Regions from separate parts of the Homo sapiens genome. Here region 1 is linked to region 2. Evidence: read pairs that join two places in POLR2A ChIA-PET (ENCODE). Cell type or tissue: MCF 10A. All regions are shown on one strand. Each heading gives the region's core, and the rest is flanking DNA. Links, peaks and the distances in the headings are about the cores only.

What was found. Peaks named below come from ENCODE experiments on the same cell type or tissue, not always from the same donor. Only the 100,000 strongest peaks of a DNase experiment are listed, where the experiment ranks them.
Region 1: POLR2A ChIA-PET joins it to region 2 with 14 read pairs; 2 of 35 experiments call an interaction of 5 or more read pairs at or near these places.

What each region holds. Positions count from the first base shown.
Region 1 is chr1:24,147,369-24,155,692 of GRCh38, reverse strand. It overlaps IFNLR1 (interferon lambda receptor 1), which reads left to right. Exons shown (of 7, transcript NM_170743.4): 7 at 1-1,525. LOC124903879 (a long non-coding RNA gene) reads right to left here and starts at 4,259. Exons shown (of 3, transcript XR_007065544.1): 1 at 3,954-4,259; 2 at 501-681. RefSeq lists enhancers at 1,003-1,600, 1,601-2,198, 2,199-2,796. In MCF 10A, for the core only: a CTCF peak has its summit at 5,082 (motif pointing left); DNase peaks (open chromatin) are centred at 4,342, 5,032 and 5,692.
Region 2 is chr1:24,317,795-24,326,118 of GRCh38, reverse strand. GRHL3 (grainyhead like transcription factor 3) reads right to left here and starts at 6,762. Exons shown (of 16, transcript NM_198173.3): 1 at 6,551-6,762. The coding sequence starts at 6,567. GRHL3-AS1 (GRHL3 antisense RNA 1) reads left to right here and starts at 4,128. Exons shown (of 2, transcript NR_183722.1): 1 at 4,128-4,453. RefSeq lists enhancers at 2,989-3,504, 3,505-4,022 and a silencer at 4,090-4,229. In MCF 10A, for the core only: no CTCF peak of the experiment used is centred there; DNase peaks (open chromatin) are centred at 2,698, 3,728, 6,408, 6,758 and 3 weaker places.

The DNA.
Region 1 (8,324 bases), core at 164-8,163, 170 kb after region 2:
AGCCACCACAAGGGTACAGCATTAAATGGCAGAACTGGAAAAGCTTCTTAGGGCATCTCATCCAGGGATTCTCAAACCATGTCCCCCAGAGGCCTTGGGCTGCAGTTGCAGGGGGCGCCATGGGGCTATAGGAGCCTCCCACTTTCACCAGAGCAGCCTCACTGTGCCCTGATTCACACACTGTGGCTTTCCACGTGAGGTTTTGTTTAGAGGGATCCACTACTCAAGAAAAAGTTAGCAAACCACTCCTTTTGTTGCAAAGGAGCTGAGGTCAAGGGTGGCAAAGGCACTTGTCCAAGGTCGCCCAGCAGTGCTGCTCTGATGACTTGTGCACATCCCCAAGGGTAAGAGCTTCGATCTCTGCACAGCCGGGCCAACCTCTGACCCCTTGTCCATGTCAGTAAAATATGAAGGTCACAGCCAGGATTTCTAAGGGTCAGGAGGCCTTCACCGCTGCTGGGGCACACACACACACATGCATACACACATACGACACACACCTGTGTCTCCCCAGGGGTTTTCCCTGCAGTGAGGCTTGTCCAGATGATTGAGCCCAGGAGAGGAAGAACAAACAAACTACGGAGCTGGGGAGGGCTGTGGCTTGGGGCCAGCTCCCAGGGAAATTCCCAGACCTGTACCGATGTTCTCTCTGGCACCAGCCGAGCTGCTTCGTGGAGGTAACTTCAAAAAAGTAAAAGCTATCATCAGCATCATCTTAGACTTGTATGAAATAACCACTCCGTTTCTATTCTTAAACCTTACCATTTTTGTTTTGTTTTGTTTTTTTGAGTCGGAGTTTTGTTCTTTTTGCCTAGGCTGGAGTGCAGTGGTACAATCTCGGCTCACTGCAACCTCCACCTCCCGGGTTCAAGTGATTCTCCTGCCTCAGCCTCCCAAGTAGCTGGGATTACAGGCACCCGCCACCACACCTGGCTAATTTTTTTGTATTTTTAGTAGAGACGGGGTTTCACCATGTTGGCCAGGCTGGTCTCGAACTCCTGACCTCAGGTGATCCGCCCGCCTCGGCCTCCCAAAGTGCTGGGATTACAGGCGTGAGCCACCGCGCCCAGCCAAACCTTACTATTTTTTTAAAGAATTTTTTCCAGAGTTTAATTTCTGACATAGCTTAAGTTTTCCAGTAACTCTAAACTCCATCTCCTTTATCGTCATTAAGTCATTCACAAAAAGCCAGGAGAAGCATTTGGAAAGGGCATGATAATCAGTATAATAATTTGCCTTGTGTGGTCAGCACTTAACTGTTTACAAAGCCCTTTCACGTGCACAGCAGGTGGGAACTGCGCGGTGTGGGCTGGGCCTGCGCTGGAAGCATATCCCGTGAAAAGTGTTAGTGCCTTAGGTGAAAGCAACATGTATCCCTTTAGACTACTAACGGTATATGTTGTTCTTATGTATTTGTATTTATTTCTATTTTTTCTATGTTTATGTCATATTTAAACGATATCCTACTGCTTGTTGGTATTACCCTAAACTGTTTAAATAAAGAGCTCTATTTTTAAAGAAAAAAGGTACAATTGAATGGAAAAGCGTATGCTCTTATCTTTTTTTTTTTGAGACAGGATCTCACTCTGTCATGCACGCATGCCCCACCAGGCCTGGTTAATTTTTTTGTTTTTGTAGAGATGGAATCTCCTATGTTGCCCAGGCTGGTCTCAAACTCCTGGGCTCAAGCAATCCTTCCCGCCTCGGCCTCCCAAAGTGTTGGTTGGGATTATAGGTGTGAGTGACCGTTTCTGGCCTATGCTCTTATTTTTCAAAGGCTCCTCACCTCTCCTCTGGGAAACCTAGCTGTTAAGGCTACAAGGGTCAGCCAGGCAGGGTGGCTGATACCTGTAATCCCAGCACTTTGGGAGGCCGAGGCGGGCAGATCACGAGGTCAGGAGATCGAGACCGTCCTGGCTAACATGGTGAAACCCTGTCTCTACTAAAAATACAAAAAATTAGCCGAGGGTGGTGGCGGGCGACTGTAGTCCCAGCTACTTGGGAGGCTGAAGCAGGAGAATGGCATGAACCCGGGAGGTGGAGCTTGCAGTGAGCCAAGATCACACCACTGCACTCCACCCTGGGCAACAGAGCCAGACTCAGTCTCAGAAAAAAAAAAAAAAAAGACTACAAGGGTCTTGAGTCGGGTCCCCAGAAGCAAACCCAGAGAAAAGGTAGAAAGGTAGAAAGCAGTGCAGTGATCCAGGTAACGCCAGGAGGGGAGTGTGGAGGCAAGATGGGGCGGAGGGTAGGGGAGGAGGGGAGTGTGGAGGCAAGATGGGGAGGAGGGTAGGGGAGGAGGGCAGCCAGGCAAAGTGTGTCATCAACAGGTCCCTGCTGTGGGCAGCTGGACCTCAGTGCCCCTGGAGAGCTCTGGAAGTCAATGTAGGATGCAATTCAGATTTGGTCCCACTGCCAGGGGCAGGAGCCAGGGAGTCTAGCTACTCCCTCCCATCAGTCCAGTGTGGAGGCCGTTCCCTGAGGCAGAGTTGCAGGTACTTGCAGTTGGAATCCACCAAGCTGAGTGCACAAGAAAGGGGAGTGCCATGGGGCTGAGGGCAGGGTCCCCAGCCAATATCCCTTGTTGTAGTGAGGCTGGAGCTGACAGCTCACCCAGCTGCAACTATGGTCCATGGAAGGATATGGAACAGCACCTGTGCGCCTAGCTTTGCATTGCCAAACTCATTCCAGCAGCTCTCCATTAGCAAGGGTCTCCCAGTTTCCAACAACTCTCTCAAGGCCACCTGGTGACTGTCTTAGCACTGTGCCCGCAGTTGTCACCTCTTATTGGTGCCAGGGCAGGCGCTAGACCCAAGCCTAGCTGATCTGACAAGTCCCTCTCCCTGGAATTCAGTAGTCTCCCTGGCTGGCTGGGCCTGGAGCAGGTACCTTCCAATCTGCCATGGCCACATTTCCCAGTCTGAGGAACAGTCTGCAGACAAGACAAGAAAGCAGCCACTGCCACGTGGGCTGCCGAGACAAGAAACGGCAACCCCTGCTTCTGGTCCCTTCCCCCAGGTGCAGCTGCACCCCAGCCTCGACTTCATCCCACTTTTAAAAATATTTTTTTCTAGATAGACAGAGTCTCTCTCTGTCACCCAGGCTAGAGTGCAGTGGCGTGATCTCAGCATCTCAGCTCACTGCAACCTCCACCCCCCAGGTTCAAGTGATTCTTGTGCCTCAGCCACCCAAGAAGCTGGGATTACAGCTGTGCACCATCACATTCTGCTAATTTTGGTTTGGTTTTTTGTTTTGTTTTGTTTGTTTTTTGTTGTTGTTTTGTTTTGTTTTGTTTTTTTTGAGATGGAGTCTCGCTGTGTCTCCAGGCTGTAGTGCAATGGCGTGATCTTTGCTCACTGCAACCTCCTCCTCCCGGGTTCAAGCAATTCTCCTGCCGCAGCCTCCTGAGTAGCTGGAATTACAGATGCTCGCCACCATGCCCAGCTAATTTTTGTATTTTTAGTAGAGACGGAGTTTTGCCATGTTGGTTTTTTGTTGTTTTTTTTTTCAGTAGAGACAGGGTTTCGTCATGTTGCCCAGGCTGGTCTCGAACTCCCGGCCTCAAGTGATCCACCTGCCTCGGCCTTTGAAAGTGCTAGGATTACAGGAGTGAGCCACTGTGCCCAGCTAGTTTTTGTATTTTTAGTAGAGACAGGTTTTCGCCATGTTGGCCAACCTGGTCACTCCCCTCCCAAAGTGCTGGGATTACAGACATGAGGCATCATGCCCGGCCCCTTGCAACCTACATACAAGTCCATGAAAGAAACCAGAATGTGTTACCCCCAAATATGCCTCTTTGACACGATAATTTTGAATATTTTTTAGCTAAGGTAGTTAAAAAGCAGCAAACAGAGGAAGAGCTCCCCTCTTTCCGCCGAAAGGCAGGTTATAAATTCTTTACTGGAGACAACTTTTACAAACCTTATGCCATCAGTTTACTCCCATGCACTTACCTTCTCAGAGGTCCCTCCTTTGGGAGCCTAAACCTGCTTTCCTTTGTCTTGCCACTTCTCTAAAATGTATTGTGTGTTTTTTTTTTCCTGTTCCCGTTGTGGGATATGATGAGGTTTCTCTTCAAATAATCTGATCCATCTTTTATTCTTTAATTCATAGTACCCCTTTTTCTCCTTTTTGCCTTTGTTAGATGCCCAGGCACACCACAGTACCAGGGGTTATCAGTACCAGCTCACATTCCTTTCCTTATTTGGAAAGAAGACTAACTTTCTAGCTCATGACAGACACCCCTTCCCCGCCCTCTCCAATTTCTTTTACGTGCCCACCTTATGTAAAAAAATTCAAATGTTTAGCCAACCGGGATTCGTTTAGATTGTACGACCGGACCCCGGCCAATGGGGAAAGAGTACAGGGGCAGGATTTGCGTCAGAATTAAAGGCTCTCTTGCCCTTTGTTCAGGTGTGCTCTCATGGCGACTGGCCAAGGAGGCACCCGTCTGCGCAGAAGTAAAATTACTTTGCTAAGAATCCTTTGTTCGAGTGTTCAATTTCCTTAGGATTTTGAGCGTTATTCCTGACAGCGTTTTGTCAGGATAAAATTTATTGTTCTTTGTTGAAGATGCTCTCTAAGCCAGAGTCATAAGCCACTGCACCATCACCTTTCTTTTGAGGTTTCTCCCTCGTGATGTGTGCTGCACGTATTACAGACTTGCTTGCTTTTCTCTTGGTAATCTGTCTTTTGTTACAGGGCGATCTGTCTCTACTATGAAGGAGTGAGAAATTATGTTTCCTCCCCCACCCCAGCATTTAAGCCAGGGCCTTCTATTACTTGTAACCAAATGTCCTTGCTAATTCACAAAGACAAGGAGACAGTGAATCCACCTCCCGGGTTCAAACGCTTCTCCTGCCTCAGCCTCCCGAGTAGATGGGATTACAGACACCCGCCACCATGCCCGCTTGTGGCCAGCTTCGGGTATCTGGTCCTTTCCAGGAAACAGGGAAGGACGTCCTCTCCAGGTGACCCGCCCGCCCTCCTCCTCCTCCTACTGCTGGGTCGCCGCCCTTGAGCTTCTCCGAACCTGTCTGCTGCCACCTCCTGGACGGTGGTGGTATGTCAGGGCGGCTGGGCGCGGTCTTACCCGAACCGAGCTCAGGGAACCTGGAGAGGGGAGGGCTGGGGTAATGGACGCCCTGAAAACTTCCTTTAGGAAAGGGGTTGCTTTTCCTCTTGGCACCAGCACCTGGCACAGAGTGGAAGCTTGGGATTGAGTAAGTGAATGAAAGAATAAGTGAGTGAATTGGCGTATGAATTGGAGTCAGTAAGTGGACGGCTGTGACTGACTTACATATAAGGTTGCAGGAGCTCTCGCATGCGATGATACCATCCTGATCCCAAATTCCCGTTGCCCGTCGGTGCCCGTCCTCCCTCGCCCAGCATCTGCTCTGAGGGGGCACTGGTGCTGCTCAGCGAGCATAGTGATGTTGGAGGGAGTACGCGGGAGACAGAACAGGACCTTAACACTTGGTCTGGGACTTATTATTCTGTAATTGATTGTTTCCCATGTGATTTAGGTTTTGATCAATGGCTGCCTGCGCATCTTCCCTGAGCTCATTCCTGTGTGCATAAAGTGGGGCTGAAGTAATGAGGGTTGGGGGTGTTTTTTCTAGAAAACAGACTAGAAGTTATATCTAAATGCGTGAGTCAGCTCCATGAGTCAGTTCCTCAAGAGATACTGGTTGACACCAGGACCGGTTCCAGCCCTGGGAGCCCCACCCTTGGCGTGTGACGATACATGACATGGAGGTGTGATGGCTTTATATAAGCTGAGTCTTTTTATTTCCCCCAACTGCTTATTTAAGTGGATGAAGAGGATAAGGTCACGAGGAGTGCCCTGTCCTGGTGGACAAAACCATCAGCATATGGCGAGAGGCCCCTCTCTAGGAGGGCGGTGCCTCCAGGGTGGGACATATCCCACCCCACTCTGAGTCTGTTTCTCCAGGTGCTTAGTGGACCATCTGGGAAGCCAGAGTCCAGTAGGAGCCTGGAGCCCCCACACTCCCATCTCTGAGCTCCAGGCCCTTTCATGAAAGCCCCTGCTTCTAAGTAACTCTAACCCAGCCTGGACGCCTAACCTGCAGGATGCAATGCCGTTACTTTCTCCAGCCCTGGAATCGGGCCTCAGAAATGATGGCCAACTCAAACTTCTTTTTTTTTTCCCGAGACGGAGTATTGCTCTGTCATCCAGGCTGGAGTACAGTGGTACAATCTTGGCTCTCTGCAACCTCCGCCTCCCTGTTCAAATGATTGTCCTGCCTCAGCTGCCCAAGTAGCTGGGATTACAGGTGACTGCCACCACGCCCGGCTAATTTTTGTATTTTTAGTACAGATGAGTTTTTGCCATGTTGGCCAGACTGGTCTTGAACTCCTGACCTCAGGTGATCCGCCCACCTTGGCCTCCCAAAGTGCTGGGATTACAGGCGTGAGCCACCACACCCAGACTCAAACTTCTAAGGGAATGTTATCATTGCCCTCATGCCCACCTCCCTCCATCCCCACACCTGCACACCAGCAGTCTAGGTTTTTTTTTCTTTTTTCTTTTCTTTCTTTCTTTTTTTTTTTTTTTAAGGCACAGTCTCCCTCTGTCCCCAGGCTGAAGTGCAGTGGCATGCAATCTTGGCTCACTGCAACCTCTGTCTCCCGGGTTCAAGCTATCCTCCTGCCTGAGTAGCTGGGACTACAGGTGTGCACCACCACGCCCAGTGTATTTTTAGTAGAGAAGCGGTTTCACCATGTTGGCCAGGATGGTCTTCATCTCTTGACCTCGTGATTCGCCCGCCTCTGCCTCCCAAAGTGCTGGGATTACAGGCGTGAGCCACTGCGCCCGGCCTGCAAAGGTTTTTAAGGGAACTCATTGGTCCTTGGGTTCCTCATTTTGTAACAGAGGATGCTTGCTGCGTGAGACCTCCTTCTCAGAAACGGTCCAGAGACAGCAACCCAGCAACACTGAGGAGTAGAGACTTATTTCCATTTCTAGATGAGGAAGCTGAGGACGAGAGGCTAAGGGACCCTCACACAGCAGGGAAGTGGCAGAGCTAGAATTCAGACCGGGTCTGTCTACTCAAAGCCCATGTTCCATTCACTTCCCTTGGCTCCTGTGGGGGCCTATGAAAGTGCTCCCCCATCCTGGCTGGAAATGCATGATCTTCTTAATGTTTTTATGAAGAAGCATGGCCTTATACATGCCTTATAGGCATGTAATAAGCTTCTGGAACTTCAAACTCCCAAGAGAGAGCTGAAATTATAAGTAGAGTCAGGAAATTCTACAATGACTTTATGTTTGTGTGAATGACATTGGTCATGAAGGGAATTCTGGGATGTCAGGGGAGGTTTCCAACCCCAAAGTGACATGGAAGCAGAGGCCATGCAAGCTGCAGAGGCCCTTAGGAGACTTCTAGACCAAGACTCCTTTACAGACAGAGAAACTGAGACCTCAAGAGGGGACAAGAACTATTCATAGTCACCTGAAGTCAGGTGCAAGGTTGTGACCAGACCCAGACTCCGGACCTGGGCCATGTACTCAATGTCCCTGATTGACACAGCCCAGGCCTTGGAGTCAGATGGGCTCTCAGGCTTCGTTCCTTGCTCCTGCTCTCCAGGAATGAGCAGGAACCCCTCTAGGACCTGCCCCTGCAGAGTCATCAACCACGGAGACAGCACTCCACACTCCCTGAAGACTTCCGGGAAACAGCCCACTGCCTTTTGATGTTGTGCTTCTGTTATTCCTGGGTGTTGAGAGAAGGGACAGGAGCAGATCACATTCCCGAGTAGTTCATTGTAAAATGTGCTTTTTCTATAGCTTGGGGATGTTCCCTACAGTCTTAAAGCCCTGGCCAGCTTTCTCCGGCACACTCATTCATTCAGCAAATCTTACGAAGTACCTGCTCTGTGCCAGCTCCTACTAGACACTGAGATACCCAGGAGAGCGAGCTCCAGGCCTTGTCCCTGTAGTCAGTGCCATGGGGAATGGGAAAGCACCATGCAATGCATACTAGGAGATGGGAACACAGAGCTGGTGTTCCCAACCCAACCAAGGGAGCAGCTCACACAGGGGAAGCTTCCTGGTGGAAGTGAATTTAAGCAGAGGCCTGAAGAATGAATCGGAGTGAGACAGGAAAGTGGAGGTGGAAAGGGATTCTCAGAGGCAAGACAGTGCATGGGTGCACTGGAGAAATTTGTCAGAAAACAAGTGCTTTTCCTGGAGGTCTGAGAATCAGCAAGGCGAAACTGCTGCTCTGAAGGTCAACGCTGTAAGTCGATGTTGGATACCTGCTCTACATTCAGCCATGTGGAGGGTACAGAGGAATACCAGC
Region 2 (8,324 bases), core at 87-8,086:
TATTTTTCAATGTGCTTCTCATACATCTGTCATCACCTCTGATCTTACAACGCCCCTGTCAGGTAGGGAGGGAAGTTATGACTGTCCTCATTTGAGGAAAAACTGAGCCATGGAGAGGGCCACTGGCTTGCCTAAGGCCACTGAGCTTGTACCTCAAGGCATCAGGCCTAGAACTGAGGTCTCTGGCTCCCAGCATCCAGAACCTTCACAGAGCCGCCTCCTCAGAGTCTCCCCGTCTGGCTTCTCCTCCATTTAGGAGAGAGCAGGCAACAAGATCAAGAGAGAGGAGCTCAGGGGTCTACCTGATAGGCCTCACTTCTTGAGGCCTCCCGTCCAGTCTGTGAGGAAGTGCAAATTGCCGGGGCCAGTGCTCTGGGAGGAGGGGATGGGACCTTTCCCCAGTTCACTGGCACTCGGCACAACAGGGGTGTGGTGCCAGCTGCTCCATGCCCAGTCAGCCTCAGCCTTCATGGCTCCAACATGCCTCATTCTGGGCACCAGGATGGTGAAAGTCTAGAGTGGTAAAGTGGGGTTTCATCCCAACAAGTCTCTTCTGAGTCAAAATGCCCACTGCTTTCTGGCTGAGCTACTTAAAACCCCCAATAAGACCAAGGAAATGCTGTCTCAGCCATCAGTTGAGAACTTTTGGTATCATTTCCTTCTGTTAGAATCCTAGCAATTTAGGATGCAGACAGACCTCAGAGGTCTAGTTCCAGAGAGGCACCTGCCTAAGGACATGCAGCATACGGCAGGATGGGACTCAGTAGTTAAGCTACAGAAAAGAAAGTACTCACTCAACTTTCCAGAAGGTGGGAAGAAAACCCAACACCAAAGGAGGTGGTCTCAAGCTCCACCAAAGAAGGTGTGTGGCACAGGACAGATCCAGCAGGCTAGACCCCACTTCCCTTCAGCCAGAGAAGGAAGAGTTCCAGGGGCCGCCTGAGCTGGGTGTTGACACCCAGATACTCCCAATGACTTGCTAAATCCTGCCATGAGCCACCCAACCTCATTAACAGTGATCAATCACTCTCTAATCACCCACAGGGAGGCCCTGACACAACTGCTCACAGAGGAATCATTTTCCAGTCAGCCCCACACACGATGTTCCCTGGGCACGACAGGGGCGCCCCAGGGTTCTCGTGCCTGCCAGTGGCCCATCTGGTTTTCTGGGTGTACAGATTGTGAAATGTGCCTCGTCACATGGGCTGGGGGCTCATTTGGGGGCCTCAATGGGGAAATGGCAGAGTGTAGGGCATGGCTCTGTAATGACTCCAGTTTGCATGAGGCAGTATGAACTCATCGTTATGGGAGTGGGCCCAGAGCTTTGCAGACCTGGGTTCCAGGTCCAGCTCTGCTACTTACTGGGTGACTTTAAGCAAGCAACCTGACATCTCTGTGCCTGTTTTCTTACCTGCAAAATGTGAGGCAATGAGAATGCTAACCTCACAGAATTGCTATGAGAGCTACCGTTCATTGAGGGATTACCAAGTACCGGGTGCTGGCTAACAACTTCTAGTCATTGTCTTTGTTTTTTACAACTTTGTGAAGTATTACTGTTGGAAGATGCAATGAGGTAATGCAGGTAAAGCGATCAGCATAGTGCCAGCACATAACAATGTGAACTACTTTTATTATTATTACTAATACTTTGTGGGGTAGTCCCCAGCAAACTGCACAATTCACAGCCTTTTCCAGCCTATGAATCGGGATATCTCTTCCTAGCTGGCAGAATCATCCTGATGCTTGGAGATTTCCACTTAAGAGGAACACGCACTACCAGCTTCATCGTCAGGACCCAGGTGGGCAAGTTGACGGTGGTCAGGCTGCAGCAGACACTTTTAGTTGCATGTAAATTATCTAGGTGCCCTTTCCTAATTAGAGAAGAAAGTGAGTTTCTGCTATTTTAAAAATTCTTCCCTGTATGGGAATTTTTCTTTCATGCTATATTCTCCTCTTGGTGTCTTGTCTAATTTTCCTTTTCTCCCCCCATCTATTGTTCAACTGAGGTGTGAAAGAAGTTGAAATCCACCTGTAAACCCGGGGGTGCCACATCCCTTCATTTATTCACTCACTGATTCACTCAACAAACATTCACTGAGGATTACTCTGTAAATGGCCACGTACTGGGTGCTGAGGACAAAAAAGGTGAAGGCCACTGCCATTCATGTGGCTACACTGTTCTGTCCCCTTTCGGTCCCTGCCCTTGAAAGTTCCCAATTCTTGCTGACCTCCTGGAAAAGCCTAGAGAAATACCATCAAATAACGGAGAGATAATTTCCCTTCAAGACTTTCACTAGGTCAGTTGTTCTAACCTTTTTAGGAGGCAAAAGGAATAGAGAGGGGGAGGCAGCCAGCCAGGATTATTTGCGGCATTTTAGATAGGAAAGCTGAGTTCCAGAGAGGGGAGGGAAGGCAAGAGAGGGAAAGGAACTCAATTATTTCATAGAGTCAGGCCTTGTGCCTTTTTATTCTCATACATGCCTTGTGAGGTGGGTATTTTTATCATCATTTTACATGGGCAAAAACTGACACTTAGGTTAAGGAGCTCATCCAAGTCACCCAATCTATAGGTGGCAGAGCTGGGCTTAAAACACAGGTGTGATCTTGGAACTAAGCTCTCAGCCTGCTGACTCAGCAACTACACTGCAGGTCAGTAGTGGATTTGGGAACCTCCTGCTTCCCAGTCCTCTGCCTGGTCTTCTAGGCCAACAGTTTTACAACTTGGACACGCATCAGAATCACCTGGAGGGCCTGTGAAAACACATAACGCTGAGCCATACCCCCAGTTTCTGATTCAGTAGGTCTAGGGTGGGGCTGAGAATTTGCATTTTTAACTAGTTCCCAGGTGATGATGATGATGATGATGGTCCACGGACCACAGTTTGAGAACACTGTTCTAGGTGTTCTCTTTCAAAATAATGACTCCCTCTCTTCCCCTTAACGACTCCAAAGGTAACATAGGTTTGTAAAATACAACAAATATATAACATGTAGAACCTACAGAAAAATAGGAAGAATGGAATTCATCCACATTCTTCTGCTCAGAAATAACCACTCTTAACAGTTTGGCACATCTCCTCTGTCTTCTTTTCAGAGGCTAAGCACAGAGGAAGCGGGGTGGCCTATGGCTGCTCGGCTAAGACCCGGTTAAGATCCCAGTGCTTCCGTGAGACCTTGGGCAAGCCTGAACCAGGTCTGGGTCCCCTCTTCGGCAAAACTGCATTTACACTCCCATCCCGCATTAGTTTGTTGGGAGGGTTTAAAGAAGAGCGTGTATTTATCAAGCACTCGACACAATGTCAGATGCGGAGTCAGCGCTCCATAAATGTTGGCTGTCATTTTTGTTCTAACGTAAGAGAAAGCTGGATGATCCCATCTGGGTTTCAGCCCCGTTTTCCCTCTTCACTCCTCCGGTGGGTCAGTGGGAGCTCTGCCGACCGCCTGGCTGCGGCCACTCACTGCTGGGACTGCGCAGCCTGCCCGCTCCCAGCAGCTGGCGGAGCCGCAGGACCCCCGCGCCGCCCGGGCCGCCGCCGTTAGGGTTGGCTCAAGCCTCTCGGCCCAGTCCGCCAGTTTTACAGCCCGAACTCAAAGAGGGCTTTTAACTTTTCATTCAGCAGCAGCGTAGCTCCGACTTTTAATAACACACCTCGTGCACGACAAAAATTTGCTCCTGGCAATCATGGTTTCGACCACAAAACCACAGCGGGGAGGCGTTCCTGATTAACTCTTTCAGCGCTCCAGGCAGTCTGGAGCCGGCGCTCCTGGAGATCAGATAGAACGGCGGCGGCGGCCGCGGTCAGGACTGCGACGGTTCTAGTCCCCTTCCCCCAACCGAGTCGCGTCTCTGCGAGGCTGAGGGGAGACTCCAGGCGGCAGCGGTGGGGCCCAGAGAGCAGGGAGCGAGGCCGCGGGGGACGCTCCTGCCTCGGTGCCTTAGACCTACTGTGTGCCAAGCCCCTTTGCGGCGAAACTCTCCCTTCCTGGGCTGTCAACGGGGCCTGCCTGGAGCGCCGGCCGGCCCTCCAGAGGGGAACAACAGGTCACCGGGGAGGTCGCCTGCGGCTCCAGCTCCCCGGGGGCCCCGACGCACCTTCAGGAAAACCCGACGCTGGGCAGCTCGCGGGCGCCGGCTGTTTTCCTGCGAGACCCAGGCGGTCGGCGGCGACTTCCGGCGCCCTCGGCCGCAGCCCAGGATCCCTTGCGCCCTGCGGTAGCCCGGGGCTGCCCAGGGCTGCGGGCTCCAGGCACCCAGAGCGCTGCGACCACATGAAAGGCCCGGCGCTCAGCACCCGCCAGCCACCTCCAGCTGGTTTCTAACTACACCGCCGGGGCCTCCATGCTTCTCAGAGACCAGCCTTCGAAGTGCCGCCTTACACCCGGGGCCTGGCCACCGGGCGGGCGCGGATGGAGCTCTGGTCCACATTTGGGAGCTCACAGTTGTTCCTGCCAGGTAGGTGTTACAGACAGATGAGCAGACTGAGGGTCAGGGAGGACAAACAAATTCACCAGGATCCTGCTGTTGGTAAGTGGCAGAATTTAGAGTGACAGGCAAGTCCCACTTTTGCCACTATATCAAGGCCTGGCCAGAGTTGGCCATTCCATGAGGGCCCAAGCTGTAAGCTATGGCCAGTCCTCTTAACTTGGCACTTTTTAGGAGAATGTCGAGGCCGCAGAAGCAACAGCAGCTCAGAACTTGCAAGCCAAGCGCCGGGTGCCCTCCCCTTACCAGTAGGGGCAGCTGAGCCCCCAGGCTCTGCCACTGTAATCTCAAATGGTGGCTTGGAGTCCGCCTGCAATTACTCAGCAGGCAACTGGCTTCCCTCACCCCACCCCAAACTGAGAAGCCTCAACTGTCAGCGGATCTGACTTCAAATCCAAACCATTAGGGAGGAGAAAAGCAAGAAACCTTTCTGTTCAAGTAACCCAGCTTCAGAACACATACCCCCTAACGTGCAGTAATGAATAGATTCTGTCTGTAGCCTCCGCAGTTTTAGCCAGCAAATTTAAGTGGGATGGAGACACATGTCAAGATTTTTTTGCGCGTTCAAAGTATGGAAAAATAGCAAGAGGTTTGGGAATGCTCATTGATTGGTTAGTTCTACATGAAATGACAATGGTGTTACTGGTGTGTTCTCCACCAGCCTTAAAAGCAATCACTATTCTAAAATTGTCAAATCCTCTAACAACCCCATGAGGTGGATACTACTGTTGGCCACTATTTACAGATGAGGATTAAGGGACTTGCTCAACATCACACAGCTATAAGTGCTAGAGCTGGGACTTGAACCCAGGTGTCAGTACCAATGCTCCTGCTCTTATTCTCATTGCGGTCCAATTGTCAATACATTGTCAACCCCGGGAAATTCATTCAAAAGAAATGTGCCTGTTAACCCAAGTGATTGTGCTGTGAACATGAAGAGCTGAAGGGCTAGCTAGAACATAGAATCCGGTCTGCAGTCAGGACCTAGCACTGCTGTCTGCCCACAGATCTTCAAGTTCTTAAAAGTCTGTTGAGGAGCAGTTAGAAAAAAGATGGTACAATCCTTGCCTCTGCCCACTCACCTCTGAGGGTGGCAGGAAAAGGAGAGCCTGTGTTTAAAGGATTCTGGCTTCTCCTGCCAGCTCCCTGAACCCAATCTAAAGCAGCCCAGATCCCAGCCTCACCCTACCTTCTCTAAGGTCTGGACCCCAAGAAGGACATCATGGTGAAGATCAGCATCAGTCAGTCAGGATCTTAAATCTCAGATGTGGGCAGGAAGGCACATGCATCCTCCCAGCCAAAAGAGGTGACCTACCAAAAATCACTTCTCATCTTCCCCAGCCTTAGAACTGCCTCTGAATGAGAGGAACCACATTTTACTGAACGCATCTTCAGACCATAGCTTTATGCTAAGCATTTTACAGCATTTATCACACTTAACTCTTTCCAGAATTCTACAAAGCATTCTTGTACCCATTTTCCAGATGAGGAAAATGAAGCCCAGAAAAATTGAATGTCTTGTCTGAGATCACCCAGGGACAGAGCCTGGATTTGAACTTAGGTCAAGCCCACTACAAAGAGTACACATGCTTAACCACCACACTGTAACCTTCCCACTTGGGACTGTTCCAACCCAGCAAACAAGTCCCTTTAGAGAAACCCAACTCTCTGCCTAAGACAGCTCTTAGAACTACCTTAAAGAAGTTCCTTTTGGCAAGAAGATAGAAAGCCTCGATGGGATTGGGGTCGTCTGATTTCCAAGGCCCCTTCAGAGGATCAAAAAGTGGTGCCAGAAACCTTCACAGTTTCAGTCTTGTGTTTCCCTGCCTGGCTCGAAACTGCTCAGCAAAGAGAATGAGAAAAACTATTTTCCCAGGGAAACACTCACCTCTAGCTTGAGACTGGGGCTTGCCTTGACACGCCAAAGTAAGATCGTCAGCCCATTCATTTACCCTTACAAATTGCTCTGTGAATCCCGGTGCCGGCCTCCCCGCTCTTCCCCCTCCAGGAAACCCCATCCAGCCTCCACGCTCTGAGAGCGGCAGGTATCCACCGATGTTTACTCACTCAAGTTCATTCGACATCTTCCTGCTCCCAAGCTCCGACGATCAGCACTGAGGCTCTGCTGACCGCTTGTCTCTAATTCTTGCCTGACACAGACATTCTCTGCCCGGGAAAGTGTTTGATTTATGTTGAGGTTTGGGTGTCGAGATTTTGCTGACAGGTAGGTTCCCAGCAGCGCTGGCGCTGATTGGCTACAGGTACAGGTGCCGGCGACTGGAGGTATACCTCAACAGGTGCAGCTGTTAACTCTTAGCCCGCCGAGGAGGGCGGAGCTATGGGGGACTGGCTGGGTGGAGCTGGCCAATTCCTTCCTTGGTGAGGGGGTGGGGGGTGGAGATGAGGGAGGAGGGATGGAGAAGAAAATGTTGGAAAGAAGCAAGATAACTAGAGGAAAAGTACAGGGACAAACAGATAACTTGGCTTAAAGGAAAACTTGATTCCTGTTTCTAGTCATTGTCCCAGATACCCAGAAACATCCCCACCCCCAAATTTCTTTGCCCCCTCCTTCTGTACCACTGGGGAATTCTCAAAGGAGAGAGCAACTTTTCCCAGGTAGATCTTTGTATAAGTTCCCTTTTTTTCAGTTTCCCCTTTAAGGTAATATTTTTGAATAATCTTTTGCAGTTACTCAAGTGACTTCTTTTGGTTCTTAAAGTAACCTACCGTGGTAGATTTATTATCGCTTCCCCCTTCCTCTTCAACACATATTTTACAGATGAGGGAGGAAATGGAGGCCAGAGAGGCAAAGTGCCTTGCCCAAGGGCACAGCTAGCGAGGTCCCAGCCCAGATCCAATCTGCAGTCATCTCACTCCAAGTCTGGCTGCCCCTTGGGCTGAAGTCAGTGGCCTCAATTCAGTAGACATTCATTGAGCACCCGTTGTGTGCCAGACCCTACTCTGGGTTCTGGAGAAACTGAGGCCAGAAAAAACAGGGGTTACTGTTCTAAAGGAGTTTACAATCTGGGGGGTGTGTGTTGGTGGCAGGGGGTGGGGGAGTAAAGGAGAACAGGCTTTTATTGGGTGTGAAGGGGGTGTGGGCAAGCCACATACCTCTGGTCAGCACAGAAGGGATAGAAAAGTTGAAGGCTCCTCTGAAGCCTCAGCCAGCTGGTCATTTCACAGGCTCCAAGTGCTTCGTTCTGTATTGGGAACTTGGGAGAAATTCAATGCCTGTCAGATGAAGTAATTGTGGAGTAATTGCTGTGAGCTGTCTACTATAAAGAACAAGCTTGGTAAACCCCAGAATATCCACAAACACAAACAGGAGAATGTAAGAGCTTTTTAAAGAGCTTCTTCCAGGATTAGTTTGAAATTAAATCTAAGCCAGAGATCTTGGCATCTTTTTTTCCCTCTCTCTCTTTCTATTCTCCCCTCCCCCACCCTTCCCCTTTTGGCAAATTATCTCTTTGCTGTGTCTTCCTGGAAACCTCAACTTGGCCCACTCCTCTCTCTCTTCTCTGGGAACGGCAAGTGAGGTTTCAGCTACCCCTGCCAATTTATGGAGGTTTTTCAGGGTAAAGTCAGAATTCAAAGGAGCCCTCTTGGGGTGGGGTCAGGGCTCTGGAGAGGGGGTACTGGGTTTGAGAACTCTCAGAGATTGGTTTCTCCCTGGAGGCTGTGTTGGGGGAAGCCCAGGGGACCCTAATAAATAATAGTAAATAATTGCTAATAAAGCCACCTCCTCAGAGCAGCCCTCTTCAGTCACCCTTGTTAATAAAGTAGACATTCAATCACTCTGGATCACACTACTTTTTGTTCTCTGCAGAGCCCTTATGAC